5 separate regions of the Homo sapiens genome follow, and regions 1, 2, 3 and 4 are each linked to region 5. Evidence: chromatin contacts called from ENCODE Hi-C or POLR2A ChIA-PET data. All regions are on one chromosome and are shown on one strand. Each heading gives the region's core, a stretch centred on a gene start or an enhancer-like site at or near the end of the contact. The rest is flanking DNA. Distances are from core to core; before and after follow the strand shown. Region 1 holds the start of SPHK2 (sphingosine kinase 2). Region 2 holds the start of CLPTM1 (CLPTM1 regulator of GABA type A receptor forward trafficking). Region 3 holds the start of NECTIN2 (nectin cell adhesion molecule 2). Region 4 holds the start of CCDC61 (coiled-coil domain containing 61). Region 5 holds the start of TSEN34 (tRNA splicing endonuclease subunit 34).

Region 1 (2,702 bases), core at 202-2,701, 5.6 Mb after region 5:
GCAAGAGTGAGACCCTGTTTTTTCTTTTTTTTTTTTGAGACGGAGTCTCACTCTGTCACCCAGGCTGGAGTGCAGCGCGATCTCGGCTCACTGCAACCTCTGCCTCCCGGGTTCAAATGATTCTCCTGCCTCAGTCTCCCGAGTAGCTGGGATTACAGGTGCGCATCACCATGCCTGGCTAATTTTTGTATTTTTAGTAGAGATGGGGTTTCACCATGTTGGCCAGGCTGATCTCGAACTCCTGGCCTCAGGTGATCCGCAGGCCTTGGCCTCCCAGAGTGCTGGGATTACAAGCTTGAGCTACCACGCCTGGCCTCCAATTTTTTTTTTTTTTTTTTAAAGAAAAGCTTCAGATTTTGTCTTTCCACAGTATGAGGATCTTGGCTTTTAGATGGTCCCTTACCTGGTCCTGCTGCTCCTCTGCTTCAAGGTGTCCATTCATCTGCTGGTCCTCTGCTCTGTTACATCAACGGGACCCTGGCCCTGGGTCTTAAGCCATAGTAGGCTGGTAGGAGCAAGGAGTCAGGTCTCACTGTCCTGGCCTGACCTTCAGCTCTGTGGAGGAGAGGTAAGTGAGGAGCAGCATTGACAGCCAACTGCAGGAGGCCCTTCCAGGCTCAATGTGCCTGAGAACCAAGAGGCAGGGGCCTCCCTGGCGGGTGGGGGGAAGAGTAGATAAGTCATTTTAATCACTGCCCCAGCCAGTCCATCTGGTTGCACACAATATGTATGCTATAATAGGAGTGAAGGCTAATTTTTATTGAGCACTTATTATGTGCAAAATATTGACCTCAGCAGTTTTATTAACTTTCATAATCCTGAAAAACACCCCTGTGTGCCAGGCCTGTTGTCATCCCCTTTTTGTCCATAAGGAGAGTAAGGCCCAAAGAAGTTAAGTGATTTTCCCAAGATCACAGAGAGGTTAAATGACTTGCCCAATCACCCCATTAGTAACTAGCAGAGCCAGGATTTGAATTTGGTTATAGCCTTGCAAGGCCCCATCTCACCATCTTTCTTTGCCACTACTTCTCCCTGGGTCTCCATCTCACCCCTCTTTCTAGGTCTCCTTCCTACCCTTTGGGCCTCCATTCCCCCCACCCCCAAGCCACGGAGTCTCCATTTTGCCTCCCCTATGAAACTCTGTCTCCCTCTTTCTAGGTCAGGGAAGGGCCATCTAGGGGCCGGGGGAGAAGGAGAAGCGGAACTCAAAGGATGGGAATACAGGATGCTATAGATTGAGGTGCAGCAAGATCATCTCGGGTTAGACCTTAAGTAGGACTTCCCAAGCAGCGGCTGCGCCTACGAAGTGCAGCGCGAGATCAGGGAGCGGTGAACCTGATAAGGAAACGCCCGAAGCGTGGGGTCGGAAATTTCCAGATGCCCCGACTAGCCCTGCCAGCCCCGCCTCCTCACCTCCAACACTGGGCCCGCCGGGTCCTCCGGGAGCCACTGAGAGGCCGTCGGCGTCGGGCCAGAGCGTCACCGCGCGACGCATCGTGCTAGCTACACGCATCTCGCTCCCAGATCCCTTTCTTCCGGAAAGCTATCGAGAACACGGCCTGGGTAGGGCCAGAGAGGCCCCCGACGTGCTGGCCCTTCCCTCTTGGACGTTGCGCTTGTTCCTGCGCTCTATGCTCTCTGCCGTTATCGCCCGGCTAGTCAGTCGTCCAACTCACCACAGAGAAGTCCGGATCGTGGTAGAGCGCCGCGTCGCACCCATGTGACGTCACGGCGGCGCCACTCGCTTGAGGCTTTCCCCGCCCACCCCAGCCCGTTCTCTCTTTCCGGACCTGGCCGAGCAGGAGGCGCCATCATGGTGAGCTCGCTTTGCGGCGTTCGGGGCTGGATAATCCGCTGCCATCCGCCGTGGTTTTGGGCTAGGGGCACGCTGGAGGGCGGCAGGGGGTCTGCGGCTGCCCGGAGGGAGCAATTCCCGATACTGGGGACCTACTCTGGGGGCCAGGAAAGCAGGGATGGGTCAGTCATAGCCTACCGCCCCCACTTAGTAGATGACCAAGTGGAGGTACTCGGAGGCTGATATGACTGGGTTTACAAAGCCAGGAAGTGGCAGAGCCAGGATTCCGACCCAGGTGGCTGGACCCGCAGCCACTCTTAGTTATTTGGCTTTGCTGCCTTTATCTGGACCTGTCACTTTCTAGTATGAAAAGTCGGGTTCGATGGGGGCCGCGGCGGGTGAGAGGATCGAGAGCCGAATAACTGGATTTGGGGACCAGGCAGGTCTCTGAGTCTCAGGCCCCTTCCCACCTTGTGATGGTTTTTGAGCCTTTGCCCCAGTGTCTGGCTGTTCGTTGGGTACACAGTAATCTCATCTGACAAGTTTGTGAATTTGGGAAGAAATAATTCACAGGAGATGCTCATCACGGGGTTTTGCACACAGTAAGTGCTGCATAAGTGGAGCTATTAAATAGTTCTTGTAATTGTCAACACAGTCTGAAAAACTTAAGTTGCTCAGAAAGGCAGCAGGGCGGTAGGAGCCTGGCGAGGCGGCTCACGCTTGTTATCCTAGCACTTTGGGAGGCCGAGGCGGGAGGATTCCTTGCCCAGGAGATCAAGACCAGCCTGGCCAATATTGTGAGACCCTGTCTCCACTTTAAAAACGATGTTTTAAAAAGACACTATTTGGTAAGGGTTGTTGGATTGACTGATGCTGTAGGAGAGGTGGTTCTAGTAGTATTGCTAGG
Region 2 (3,013 bases), core at 276-2,775, 9.2 Mb after region 5:
CCTAGTCTAGTCTGAAGAAAAGTGTCGGATCGTGCAAGACTGTGATTTATTAAAGAATTTGTACTTTGTCCTAAAGGCAAAGGGGTAACTCTTGATTGTTTTTAAGCAGAGTTGGTACAAGAGAAGATCAGAGTGCCATCTGGAAGCTCAGGGCAATGAGAACAACCTGGGCCCTGGTCTCTCAAGCCACCATCAACCCAATAATCAACAGAAACCCAGAGGGGAAACGACCTCCTTTCAGCAAGACTGGGAAACCCTTGAAGACAGGAACTGAGCCTTCATTCCAGCACTAACTCAACAAACATTTCCTAAGCTGTCCCTGAAGCCAGGCCCTGGCTGAGAATGCTGAAAAGATTCAGAGCAGATACAGTGGGCTCTATCACACAAATTTCATCCATGTGTCCTACCCAAGTGATACCACTTGCTCTTTCTCTGGGCTCCCCCAGTCCCTGACACAGACTTTTGTCACCAACCTAATCATTCAGGATTACAACTGTTTACATGTCAGTCTCCTCTCTTCGTCCCCTGACAGCAGGGATATGGCTGGCCCTCCTGTCCAACCTCTGCATTTAACACGGGAGAGATAAAGGCCTAAAGAGGGAAAGGAACTTGCCCAAGGTCACACAGAGAGTCAGCTTCATTCTCCCCTCTCAACCCGCACTCCTTTCCCCTGAGCTGCCTCCCACATGTCAGTGACATCCCAGTGGGTGGGTCGACAGCACCTTCATGTCTCTCCATCTATTCCCCAAATGCCTGAACGGTAGCTGCCTGAAATGGTATGCTCTGCAGTGTGTTAAGACAGCAGTGGGGCAGAAGTCATCCGCACCAGGACTAATTAACCCATAGAACTATTTTACATTAAAACCACAACCATACCAGTCCCTGTGTCAGCAGTGTCTTGTAACTTCTACATAAAGTTACAAACCTAACCAGGATGACCTTCTAGAAGCGCCTTAGTCTCACTGTTCCTTGAATTCCCGTCTGTAAAATGGGTCTGTCGGCCGTGCCCTGCTAATACTGACTTCCCCACAGCTAGAAAACTCCCAATTAATCACTGCGCACACCTCAAACACTACAACGAGACCTGAACGCCAGACCACTCTAGGAACGGCCTCAGAGCATGGAATCGCGGAGTTGAGAACCCAGCGCGCCAAGGTACAAGCCTGCGCCCCTCCGAGCCACTGTCTCCCCGGATCGAGCAATGAGCCTGGTGGCCGCCCGGCTCGAGCGTGCAGGGGAACCGACCCGCAACAGGGCCCTGTTCCCGGCACCGTCCGGCCTCCCGGGCGGTCCGGCCCTGCCTGGGCCGGGTATTCAAGGTCCCTCTGGCCAAGGAGCCCCCAGTGCACGGGATTCCGTGACAAGAGGTAGGACACGCCCCGTGGGAGGCCCCCCGGCTGGGGAAGAACCCCCTCAGTCCCCTCTCGGCCTCCGTACCTGACCGGAGCTGCCTCCCCCGGCCGCCACCACGGCGCTGCGGGCCCCGTCCGCCTCCTGCGCCGCCGCCATCTTCCCGCTCCGGGTCCCCGCCCCCGCCGCCAGCCCCGCCCCGTCCCCGACTTCGCAGCGCAATCGCGCGAGATTTCACGCTTTCCTAGCCCCGCCGGGCCACCCTATCCGGCAAGAGTGCCGCAGCCACGCCTCTCAGGAAGGCCACTTCCGGCTATGGAAGGACCAACCTGGCCACCGTACTCGTCTTTCTCCCAGCCCGTTTGTTTCCACCTAATAAAAACACTGTATGCTCCGAACTCCAGGACTTTCTCGGCCAGCATGTGCCTCCCGCAAGTTCTGTCCCTTCCGTCCCTTCACATTAACCCGCCTTTTCGGTTATATGAGCCTTTCGGGACATCCTGTCCGCTTCTCCCTGCCGATTCTTCGCGTCCTTTTCGTTCCATGTTTCTTGAGCTTTACCGGCCACTGTACGGCTTCGAACCACGCCCCTCTTTCGTCAGAGGAACCTTTCTGGCCACCGTATTCTGATTCGAAGAACTAGCCTTTTGCCCAGCACCCTTGTCTTCTGACCCCTCTTCCTAAGACAACTCTTTCGTTCAAGTCTCCTGAGCTCATATCCTTTCTGTGTTTTTAGAGTTCCAATTCCAGGGGTCTTACGGCCAACAAACCTCCGATGAGACCCTATGATACACCCCCAAGCCTTCGGACTGCCCTGCCTAGCACGCATGCGCGTTCCCTCAGTGGTCCAAACCTCGCATCCGTGGGCTAGGCTTCACGGGCTCTGAGAATTCCACAATTTTTCATTAGCTGTGTGTCTTCGTACAGCTCTAAACCCGGCCATCTGCTGAGAGACCCTTAGTTTGGAGAGGGTGTTACGGAGGCCCAGAGAGGACAAGACTCTCAGAGGCTGTTAACTGTTCACCCGTGAAATTGGGTGGATGTCTGGCCAGGGTTCTAACCCTTGTGGTGCTACTGACTGGATAAGATATCCTGGACAAGTGACGTCTCTCTCTCTCTTTTTTTTTCTTTTTTAGACGGAGCCTCACTCTCCCCCAGGCTGGAGTGCAATGGCGCGATCTCGGCTCACTGCAACCTCGGCTCACTGCATCCTCGGCCTCCCGAGTAGCTGGGATTACAGGAGCACGCCACCACTCCTGGCTAATTTTTTTTTTTTTTTTGAGACGGAGTCTCGCTCTGTCACCCAGGCTGGAGTGCAGTGGCGCGATCTCGGCTCACTGCAACCTCTGCCTCCCGGATTCAAGCAATTCTCCTGCGTCAGCCTCCCATTTTTTTTTTTTTTTTGTAAGTAGAGACGGAGTTTCACCGTGTTGGCCAGGCTGGTGACAAGTGACATCTATGTTTGAGCCTCAGTTTCTCCCCTTTTATAAACCAGGGATATAATCGTACTCGTTCTTCGTCTTCCCGTTTTGCCCCGCTGTGTTATTGGGAAGACGTAGTTAGATGGCGAATGGAAAACATCAGGCCCTGGGCCTCATGCTTAAGTGGTCAATATTTGGAGCGCTGTGATTATGAACCTTATATATTACCTGGAAAAAGAGTA
Region 3 (2,838 bases), core at 196-2,695, 9.3 Mb after region 5:
CAGGAGCGCCCGCCCCGCCCCTCCCTGGCTCGGCGAGAGTGAAACCAGGAAAACTTCCCCGGCGACGTCTCCGTCGCCCCCGACCATTCATAGGGAAAGGGAGGAGTCTCCCAGCCTCTGGGACTCGGGGCCTCCCGTTCTATCTGGGACTCAGGCGACTGAGACTCCAGCCTCAAGACAGAGCCTTCGACCCTTGATCATATCTGGAGCCCAAGAGACGGGGCCCGCTGCTCGCACTTCTGTTTGGATCTCAGAAGACGTTCCTCTGCCTACAATTAAGTCTGAAGCCCACGAGATCGAGTCTCCTGTCCCCCGGTTCTGCCGGGAACCCTGAAAACGAAGCCCCCTGCCCACAATTAAATCCAGAAGCTACAAGTTTGATCCTCTCTCGCCCCCAGTTTTACCTAGATCCCAGTTAGACTTAGCGCCTAGCCTCCATTCTACCAGGGACCCTGAAGACGGAGCCCCCGGCCCCTAATTTTTCTGGAGTCCACGGAGTCAGAACCCCCAACTCCCTGAGGTTCGGGGTTGGAGCTCCGAGCTCAGGCCCTTCCCCCTAAGTCGCCAGAACTCTTATCCTTAGCCCTCCAAGGGACCCGAATCAGGTCCGCTTGTCCTCAGTTCTCTCCGGGCCTCAGACGCCCAAGCCGGGAAGAAGGAAAAATAGGGGAGGGAGGTGGTCTCGCCTCTTCCTCGAGACCTTACTGCGGTAGGTGGGGGGAACATTCCCCACATTCCTGAGAGGGGTAGAGGAGACAGAGACCCAGATCCGGGTGAACTACTCGGCGCGGGGTGGGGAGGGGGCACCAGGCCTTCCTGGGATTTAACCCTTTCGGCGCGGGAATCCGAGAAATGGGGAGGGGGACAGACAAGCAGGCGTAGGATGGGCAATTGGATTAAGAAGGATGGGGGTGGTGGTGAGAGAGATGCAGAAAGGAGGGGTCAGAGTCTCCTCGAGAGAATCGGACGTGTAGGGGGTCGGAGTCTGTGGGGCCAGCCAGGAAGGGGGCACGCGAGAGGGGGCTCGGGGAGCCGGGGGTGGGCGGGGAAGGTGCTCGGCTTCCCCAGCTCGGAAGGTAAGGTTGGAGGGGGTCCGCGCGAGGGCAGGGGGCCGTCCGCTCGTCTCACCGGTTTCCAGGAGCAGCAGCAGCAGCAGCGGCCACAGCAGCGGCGTCGGCGGCGATCTCGACGGCAGGAGGGCAGCGGCCCGGGCCATGGAGGGCCCGGGAGGGGACTGGGCCCGGCCGGAGGCCCGCGGGCCACTCTGTGGGGGCCGATCGGCTGGGCGGTTTAGTAGGTGCCTGTGGGGCTCCGGCTCCGGCTCCGGGCCGGTTCCCGCTGCGCTCTAGCCTCCCTGTTCTGCTCTCCCGGCCCAGCTCTCCCCGCCCGGCTCGGCACCCCCGGCCTCTCGCTCAGCTCCGGCGGTTCGAACCCGCTGACGTCACAGGATCCACCCGCTGCTCCCCCGAGTCAAGCCGACCCTGGCTCCGGCCCCGCCCCCTCCTGGCGTTCTGACCCCGCCCCCCGGATTCCACCCCTGTTCCTCCCCGGGATTCCATTCTCGCTCCTCCCCAGGATTCTAAGGTCGCCCCTGCCAAAGAATTCTGTCTCCTTCGCTCCCGGCGTTAAACCACGCCCCCTAAGGTCTAGCCACGCCCCCTCTGCTCCCGAGTAGTTCCCACGCCCCGCCCCCTGCCTACCGGCCGCCTCGCCAAGGTCTTGCCACGCCCCTTTCGGCCCTTCCGGCCGACTCCGCCCCCACCAGCCCCGCCTCCACCAGCCCCGCCCCTCGCCCTAGCCGGAGTTCTCTCGGTCTCTTAGCTCAGTCCGTCCTGGCCTCTGTCCCACCCACAGTTCGAATCCTGCCCTTTCCTGCCTGCCCGGGTCCTCTCATCACAGTTGCCTGAGGCACGTGGGGCTTTACGGTTCTGCCCCCAGCACGTCCCGGTTGTGCGACCTCCCCGCAGGTCGAGCCCATCGCCCTGAGCCTGTTTCTCGTACCCTCGTGCGTTTCTAATCTCTGCCCCGAACTCTAGGTGTCGCTGCACTCGTTTCTTTCTGGATTTCTCTGTCTCTCTTACGTGTCTTTGTGTCTCTCTCACTCTCTTTGGGTCTTCCTCTCTGTCCCTGTATTTCTGCCTCTCTGGGTCTTTCCGTCCTCATGCTTCGGTGTCGCTCTGTTTCTGGTCTTCCTTTGTCAGTCACTGTTTCTTTATTTCAATAAAAGAGACGGGGCGGGGGGGCGGCGGGGTCTCACTATGTTGCTGAGGCTGGCCTCAAGCGATCCTCCCGGCTCGGCCTCCCAAGATGCTGGGATTACAGGCGTGAGCCACCAAGCCCGGCCTGTCTGTCACTGTTTCTGGGTCACTTGGTCCCCATGTCTCTTTCCATCCTTTGACTCTGTCTCTGTGTCTCTCTGTCTCTATCTGTGTGCCTCTCTGTCTCTGTCTCTATTTCTGTGTATCTCTGTCTCTATCGGCCTGTCTCTGTGCCTCTCTGTCTCTGTGTGCCTCTCTGTCTCTGTGTTTCTCTGTCTCTATCTCTGTGCCTCTCTATCTCTGTGCTTCTCTGTCTCTGTCTCTCCGTGTGTCTCTCTCTGTCTCTATCTGTGTCTCTCTGTCCCTGTCTCTTTCTCTGTGTCTCCCTCTCGGCGTCTCTTGTCTCTGCGTGCGAGTCTCTCTCGCTGTCTCTCTGTCCCTGCTCTGTTCTCTGCTTCCTTCCCTCCCTACCTCCCTGCGCGCCCTGGTCCTCCCCTCCCAACACCTGCTCCGCGCCGCCTTCTCACCGCAGCCACCCGCCAGGGGGCAGCAGAGACCGGCCCCCGCGCTGCGCTGGCCC
Region 4 (2,884 bases), core at 120-2,619, 8.2 Mb after region 5:
ACTGAGGCCAGAGTGGTAGCAAAGGAGCTGGTGAGGCATGGTTGGATTCTGGATGTGTTTTGAAGACAGAGCTAATGCGATCTGCTAGACCATATATAAGTAAGACAAAAGGGAGAAGTGAAGAAGACTCCAAGCTAGCCAGGCACGGTGGCTCACGCCTGTAATCCCAACACTTTGGGAGGCTGAGGCGGGTGGATCACCTGAGGTCACGAGTTCAAGACCAACCTGGCCAACATAGTGAAACCCCTTCTCTACTAAAAATACAAACAATTAGCTGGGTGTGGTGGCGGGCGCCTGTAATTCCCTTGAATCTGGGAAGTGGAGGTTTCAGTGAGCCAAGATCGCGCCATTGCACTCCAGCCTGGGCTACAAGAGCGAAACTCTGTCTCAAAAAAAAAAAAAAAAGAACACTCCAAGCTTCTTGATCTTAGTACCTGGCAGGATGAATGTCCCATCAACTGGGTTTGGAGGTTGAAAGGAAGAAATCGCAAGATTGGTTTGGGACAAGTTTATGTCTGAATGTCAGATGAACTTCCAAAGAGAGAAGAGTCGGCCATGATATGAGTCTGGAGTTCAGGGCAGAGATCCAGGCTGGAAATACACACGTGGGAGTTCTCATTAGATAAAGAGGGTGAAGCTAGCCAATGGTATAGACAGAGATGATGTCATTCTACTGATGATGAAGCTGAGGCACAGAAGGGTTAAACAACTGGCCCAAAGCCACAGTAATGATCAGTGGCAGAGCCAGGATTCAAATTCGGGATTCAACCCGACGCCAGAGCCCACATTCTTAACCATCAGTAGAGTAAGTTTAAGAGTTAATTCACCTAAAACACTTGGCAGGTGCACAGCACATAGCAAACGCCACAGGCATAATAGGGCTTCACATCTCTTTAAAGTACATGCTCATCCCTGGAGGTCTCCTTCCCTCCCTTCCTCAATATTGCTTCTTCCCACGACTTTCACCCAAATCAAAGCTTGTAAAGCATAGTGCGCTGTAATAACCCTCTGCCTTAAAACCTCCTACTAAATCGCCACGCTGCATTCCAAGGACGTCTCTATATTTTACCATCTGCTGTCTCCTGCTTTACAACTTTCCCCATTGAAGACCCTCCTGCGATATACAGATCACCCCCAACTCACATGCTGCGCTCAGCCTCACAACCCCTCAATCAAGCGCCTACCCTTGTTAAAGGGCACCCTCCCTCCCGATTCCTACAAGGCCAGGTCAGCTGCCCACCGCAGCCCACTCTCCCCCGAGAGAAGCCCCTTCCCCTCCACCTAAGACCTCCACCACGGCCCGCGCAACCGCCACTCCCGCGGCCTCTCACCTTCTCCACTAGCAACCCTCCTCGCGAGCGGTTCAACTGACGAAGCTCCAGCCCCGCCCCAGGATCCGGCGTTCTCGCTTCTGATTGGTCACAGCTTACCAGCAGCCAAGTTTCCATTAGCCAAAAGAGACGCCCATCACTCTGTCCCTCCCCCAGAGGAGAACCCGCCCTCCAAAACTTCCAATTGGCTAACTAAGAAGAGGCTGTCCCAAATGGGTTGGGGGAGGCACCTAACGTCGGGCTCTTCTCTAATCACTACTGGCTAATAATGCTGCCAGTCATACAAAAAGGTTGTTCCCCAGAGTGGAAGGGAAAGAATCCCGGAAGTAGCCCCTTGACTCCACCTATTACCCCCTGCGGGAGGGTAGGCCGCGCCCACGTGGTGGGGAGGGCCTGGAAGGGAGAGCCGGGTGTGCATGCGCATGGGGAGATAGTGGCCGCGGCTCCGGAAACTGGGGAGTGGTCTCAGCATAAAGACAGGTTGAGATTTGTCATCGCTTGGTGCATTCCAAACCTGCACTAAGCATTTTGCAGGACTTGGCTTATTTAAACTTTATAACAGCCCTGCAAAGTTATTATGATTTCCATTTTACCACTAAGAAAACAGTCTCAGAGAGGTATAGCCACTAGCCCGGGTTCACACGGCTTTTGAACGACCCATATTTTAAACCGATCAGTCATGAACTGGAAGGATCCAGCTAAAGGAATTGAGCGCGGGGATGGGGGAGGAGGGACCTCTTTAAGAAAGGAAAATAAAGTTTAAAGAAAAAAAAAAACTGACATGAAAGTTTACTTAGAATATGAAATAATAACAAATTACATATTTAAAAGAGCCAAATACCACAAACATTGCAAAATCCCAAAGGATAACGTAATGTTTTTATTAATTTTCTGCCTGACACACCTCTGTGATGTTTCCTACTTTTTCAGCTGCATGTTTCACAATATCCTTGTCTACAAAGAGAAAAGTAAGTTATCTTTCCTCTAGCGTGGTTGATGGAACTTTTTAAAAATTCATTATAATTTAGAACAAGTTTCAGCTTCACAAATCAGTATTGGTGATGTTATTGAAGTCTTTTGGAAATCTAGAAAAACTTCTGGCCAGGCGCGGTGGCTCACACCTGTAATCCCAGCACTTTGGGAATCACGAGGTCAGGAGTTCGAGACCAGCCTGAACCACCTGGTGAAACCCTGTCTCTACTAAAAATATAAAAAATTAGCTGGGCGCAGTAGCGGACGCCTGTAATCCCAGCTACTCAGGAGGCTGAGGCAGGAGAATCACTTGAACTCGGGAGGCGGAGGTTGCAGTGAGCCAAGATCGTGCCACTGCACGCCAGCCTGGGCAACAGAGTGAGATGCCACCTCCAAAAAAAAAAAAAGAAAAACTTTCATAAAGTTTCATTCACATGTTAACTATGTTTTGGAAAATGTTTCCACAGACTAACTTCTGGCTCAATACTTTCAATTTTTTGTTTGTTGGTTTCTTTGTTTGCTGAGACAGGGTCTCGCTTCATCGCTGGGCTGGAGTGCAGTGGCATGTTCATGGCTCACTG
Region 5 (2,966 bases), core at 445-2,944:
CAAAGTCTCGCTCTTGTCCCCCAGGCTGGAGTGCAATGGCACGATCTTGGCTCACTACAACCTCTGCCCCCTGGGTTCACATGATTCTCCTGCTTCAGCCTCCCGAGTAGCTGGAAATACAGGCACCCACCACCACGCCCAGTTAGTTTTAGTATTTTTAGTAGAGATGGGGTTTCACCATGTTGGCCAGACTGGTATCAAACTCCTGACCTCAGGTGATCCACCTGTCTTGGCCTCCCAAAGTGTTGGGATTACAGGCGTGAGCCATTGCGCCCAGCCTGATGTCTAACTACTTCTAAGTGAATCTTCTGGATCACAGTAATCATTTAATAAAAGTCGTTAAACTGCTTGCCCAATGAGTTCGGGAGCTCCCAAATGTTTCCTGTCTGTCTATGAATTTCAGAGGCTAAGAGAAAGTGAGACAAAAAAGAAAAATGCAGCTGGGCCTATAATTCCAGCACTTTGGGGGGCCGAGGTGGAAGGATTGCTTGAGCCCAGGAATAGGGACCAGCCTAAGCAACAAGAGACCCCACCTCTATTAAGACAAAAAAAAAAAAAAAGAAAAACGCAGAATACATTGGGATCGTATGGAAAGGCACAGCAACCAGAGGCCCCAACCCATACTCACCAGGATAGACCAGGAAGTCACCTCCGAACTTGCCAGCCGCACTGAGGAAGAAGCCTCGCTCCCACAGGTCTCTGTAGATACTGTAGCGCAGCTCGTGGGCAGGGCGGCCGGCGTGGGGCCAGTCTTTAGACTGGACACGCCAGTCCAGGGGCCTGGCCTTGACCGGTCGAGGCCTGGCAGTGGCCAGCTGGACAAGGAGAGCAGATCTGGGCAAGGGGGCTACCCCATTTGAGGGTCCTGCTTGGGAAGACGAGGGGCCTGGTGGGGAGTACAGAGAAGAGTTTGGTAAATTCAAGGGGTAAAGTCTTCTCACCCTCAGGGAGACCCAGGCACTGGATTCCCAGCTAAAATTCCTAAAAGATCTCTCCTCTCCTTCCCGTGGTCCCTGGACTCCACCTCCCATGCTCACCAGCTTCCTCCTGCTCTCCCGAAGCCTGGCCATCACTGGTCTCATCCTCTTTGGCAGCCTGGCTCGAGCCGGCCTCCTGGCTTGAGCTGGCCCCTGAAGCCTGTTCTAGTTTCTGCTTCTTAGCAGCCTGGCCCTCCGTAATCTTCTCCAGGAGCTCCTGACGACGGGTCTCCCGGGCCTCAGCTGCCAAGGCGCTCTGCTCCTGGAAGCTCTCCTCTTGCTGGCGCTTGAAGGATGTCAGGGCCTGAGAAGCACACTTCGCTGGAACCTCCAAGCTTATGGTCCCTTCAGAAGCCAGGAAACTTGACTCCCAGGTCCCGCTCCCACCGAACCCGAGTTCGAGCCCCGCCCCCTTACCAGGCTGTGGTGCCGAGAGTCTGGACGCGGGGCGCTGACCAGAGTCACGGCGCCGATCTCGGCCAAGAGCCGCGCCTCTTCGGGCATCAGCAGCAGCGGGAGGCCCAGGCGCGAGTTCTGGCGGGGCCCGCGGGGCAGGGCGCCTACCGTGCGGCCCCCCACACCCAGGCGCTCCCGGAGGGCCTGCACCGCCTCGGCTCCCCACACCAGGGAGCGGCCGTTCGCCACCTCCACCACCAGCATCCTCCTGCGGGAGCCGGGAGGCAAAGCAGTTACCGAAACAGCTGCGCGCCGCGGACCGCTGCAGCGCACCCAAAGCCTCCGGGGTCTCGGCGAAGCCCCGCCCCTAGGCCTCAGGGGGCGGGGCCTCGCTCAGCCGCCGTTCACCACCTGCTGGGCCCGAGCGCCAGGCCCCGCCCCCGGGCGATCCCACCAGGCCTCGCGGCCGCCGGAGACGAGACGCCGGAGACAAGCCCCCGACCCTCTCCCCTCGCCAAGCCCCCAGGGTCCCGCTCTACCCTTGTGACCCTGCGGTCGGCACCCGCTCTGTGCCCGCACTGCCGTACCTACCATTGCGCCTTGGAGCGTGAAAAACAAACCTCCGCAAGCGCGGCGACACGCCCCCTTACAAAGGTCCATTTTGGCACCACCCTCTTGCAAAGTGGGCGTCCCCCTTCGGGTGTTCCCGTCAGCGGTCAGAAGCTCTGGAGGCTAAGGCACCGCCGAGGCCACACCCTCTTCCGGACGCTCGAGCCTTCGCTCCTCCTCTTTCCGAACGACTGTGATTCGGCTTTCGGACCTCCTCGCTCTCAGACTCCCACAGTACAAAACCCTGCCCCCTCCCGAGCACAGGAAGTTCGGCGTTCGGGCGTCCTCGGCTCCACCGAATCCGCAGCCCCGCCCCCTTCTCGAACGCCAGCAATTTGACGTTCGGGTGTTCTCGGCTCGGCCGAATCCGTAGCCCCGCCTCCTCCCGGACGCAATAGGTTCGGCGTTCGGGCGTCATCGGCTCCCGGCAGCCTCGCGGCCTGTGGCCCCGCCCCCTCCGAGCGCCAGCGCACCCCAGTTGGGGAGTTCCCGCCCTACGACCGAACCCCACAGCCGAAAGCCCCGCCCCCTGGACACCCGCCGTCCACTCTCCGCTCGGGCGGGCTCACCCCAATTGGGAGCGCTCAGTCCGCCTCCTTGCCTCCCTTCAGAATGTCCCACTGTCCACCGATAGAACCAGCGAGTCACCTCATAAACAGTAATTCGCAGTCGAGGTGGAGCCACCCACTGCGCACCGCGCCACGCGCTCCTTGCTCCACCCCCTCATGCCGACACCCTCGTCAACTTCGTCATCCCGCCCCATCAGCGCCGCGGGAAGTCAGGTCCCGCCCCTCGCAGGACCGAAGCCCCGCCCTCCTCCCGCGGGGGCCACCTTGGCTCCGCCCCACTGAGCGCACCTCCCTCTGCCGCTTCCTCTCCTCTACTTGGGAACTTGAGGATCGTCATCCTGGCCCGGTCCCGTAGGCGCACGCCGGCCCTCGGGGTTCCGCCCCTTTGAGGGCAAGTCGCTTTCGCCCCGCCCCC

The links. Hi-C counts contacts between places; a loop is a spot of excess contacts on that map. ChIA-PET counts read pairs that join two places held with the same protein, here RNA polymerase II (POLR2A). Pooled maps may share reads with other maps.
Region 1: a loop to region 5 is called in a pooled map, with 15 times the contacts of the local background. The contact joins the promoter of SPHK2 here to the promoter of TSEN34 in region 5. A Hi-C loop is called at or near these places in 1 of 168 maps with a recorded cell type or tissue (sciatic nerve) and 2 of 50 pooled maps. POLR2A ChIA-PET finds 5 or more read pairs at or near these places in 1 of 52 experiments (B cell).
Region 2: a loop to region 5 is called in a pooled map, with 11 times the contacts of the local background. The contact joins the promoter of CLPTM1 here to the promoter of TSEN34 in region 5. A Hi-C loop is called at or near these places in 2 of 50 pooled maps. POLR2A ChIA-PET finds 5 or more read pairs at or near these places in 2 of 52 experiments (CD8-positive, alpha-beta memory T cell and activated CD8-positive, alpha-beta memory T cell).
Region 3: a loop to region 5 is called in a pooled map, with 2.2 times the contacts of the local background. The contact joins the promoter of NECTIN2 here to the promoter of TSEN34 in region 5. A Hi-C loop is called at or near these places in 1 of 50 pooled maps. POLR2A ChIA-PET finds 5 or more read pairs at or near these places in 2 of 52 experiments (Caco-2 and PC-9).
Region 4: a loop to region 5 is called in a pooled map, with 6 times the contacts of the local background. The contact joins the promoter of CCDC61 here to the promoter of TSEN34 in region 5. A Hi-C loop is called at or near these places in 1 of 50 pooled maps. POLR2A ChIA-PET finds 5 or more read pairs at or near these places in 2 of 52 experiments (H1 and OCI-LY7).

What each region holds. Positions count from the first base shown.
Region 1 is chr19:48,618,255-48,620,956 of GRCh38, reverse strand. SPHK2 (sphingosine kinase 2) reads right to left here and starts at 1,451. Exons shown (of 7, transcript NM_020126.5): 1 at 1,414-1,451; 2 at 404-555. The coding sequence starts at 442. RPL18 (ribosomal protein L18) reads left to right here and starts at 1,779. Exons shown (of 7, transcript NM_000979.4): 1 at 1,779-1,816. The coding sequence starts at 1,814. RefSeq lists enhancers at 1,108-1,197, 1,358-2,037, 2,308-2,702.
Region 2 is chr19:44,953,892-44,956,904 of GRCh38, reverse strand. It overlaps CLPTM1 (CLPTM1 regulator of GABA type A receptor forward trafficking), which reads right to left and starts at 1,525. Exons shown (of 14, transcript NM_001294.4): 1 at 1,438-1,525. The coding sequence starts at 1,509. RefSeq lists a silencer at 1,273-1,602.
Region 3 is chr19:44,844,904-44,847,741 of GRCh38, reverse strand. It overlaps NECTIN2 (nectin cell adhesion molecule 2), which reads right to left and starts at 1,445. Exons shown (of 9, transcript NM_001042724.2): 1 at 1,129-1,445. The coding sequence starts at 1,216. RefSeq lists silencers at 1,375-1,474, 1,605-1,684, 1,765-1,814, 2,682-2,838.
Region 4 is chr19:45,993,952-45,996,835 of GRCh38, reverse strand. CCDC61 (coiled-coil domain containing 61) reads right to left here and starts at 1,369. Exons shown (of 14, transcript NM_001267723.2): 1 at 1,332-1,369. RefSeq lists enhancers at 1,252-1,431, 1,822-2,011.
Region 5 is chr19:54,190,036-54,193,001 of GRCh38, reverse strand. TSEN34 (tRNA splicing endonuclease subunit 34) reads right to left here and starts at 1,694. Exons shown (of 4, transcript NM_001077446.4): 1 at 1,395-1,694; 2 at 1,038-1,281; 3 at 629-886. The coding sequence starts at 1,637. RefSeq lists enhancers at 242-758, 2,727-2,966 and a silencer at 1,603-1,804.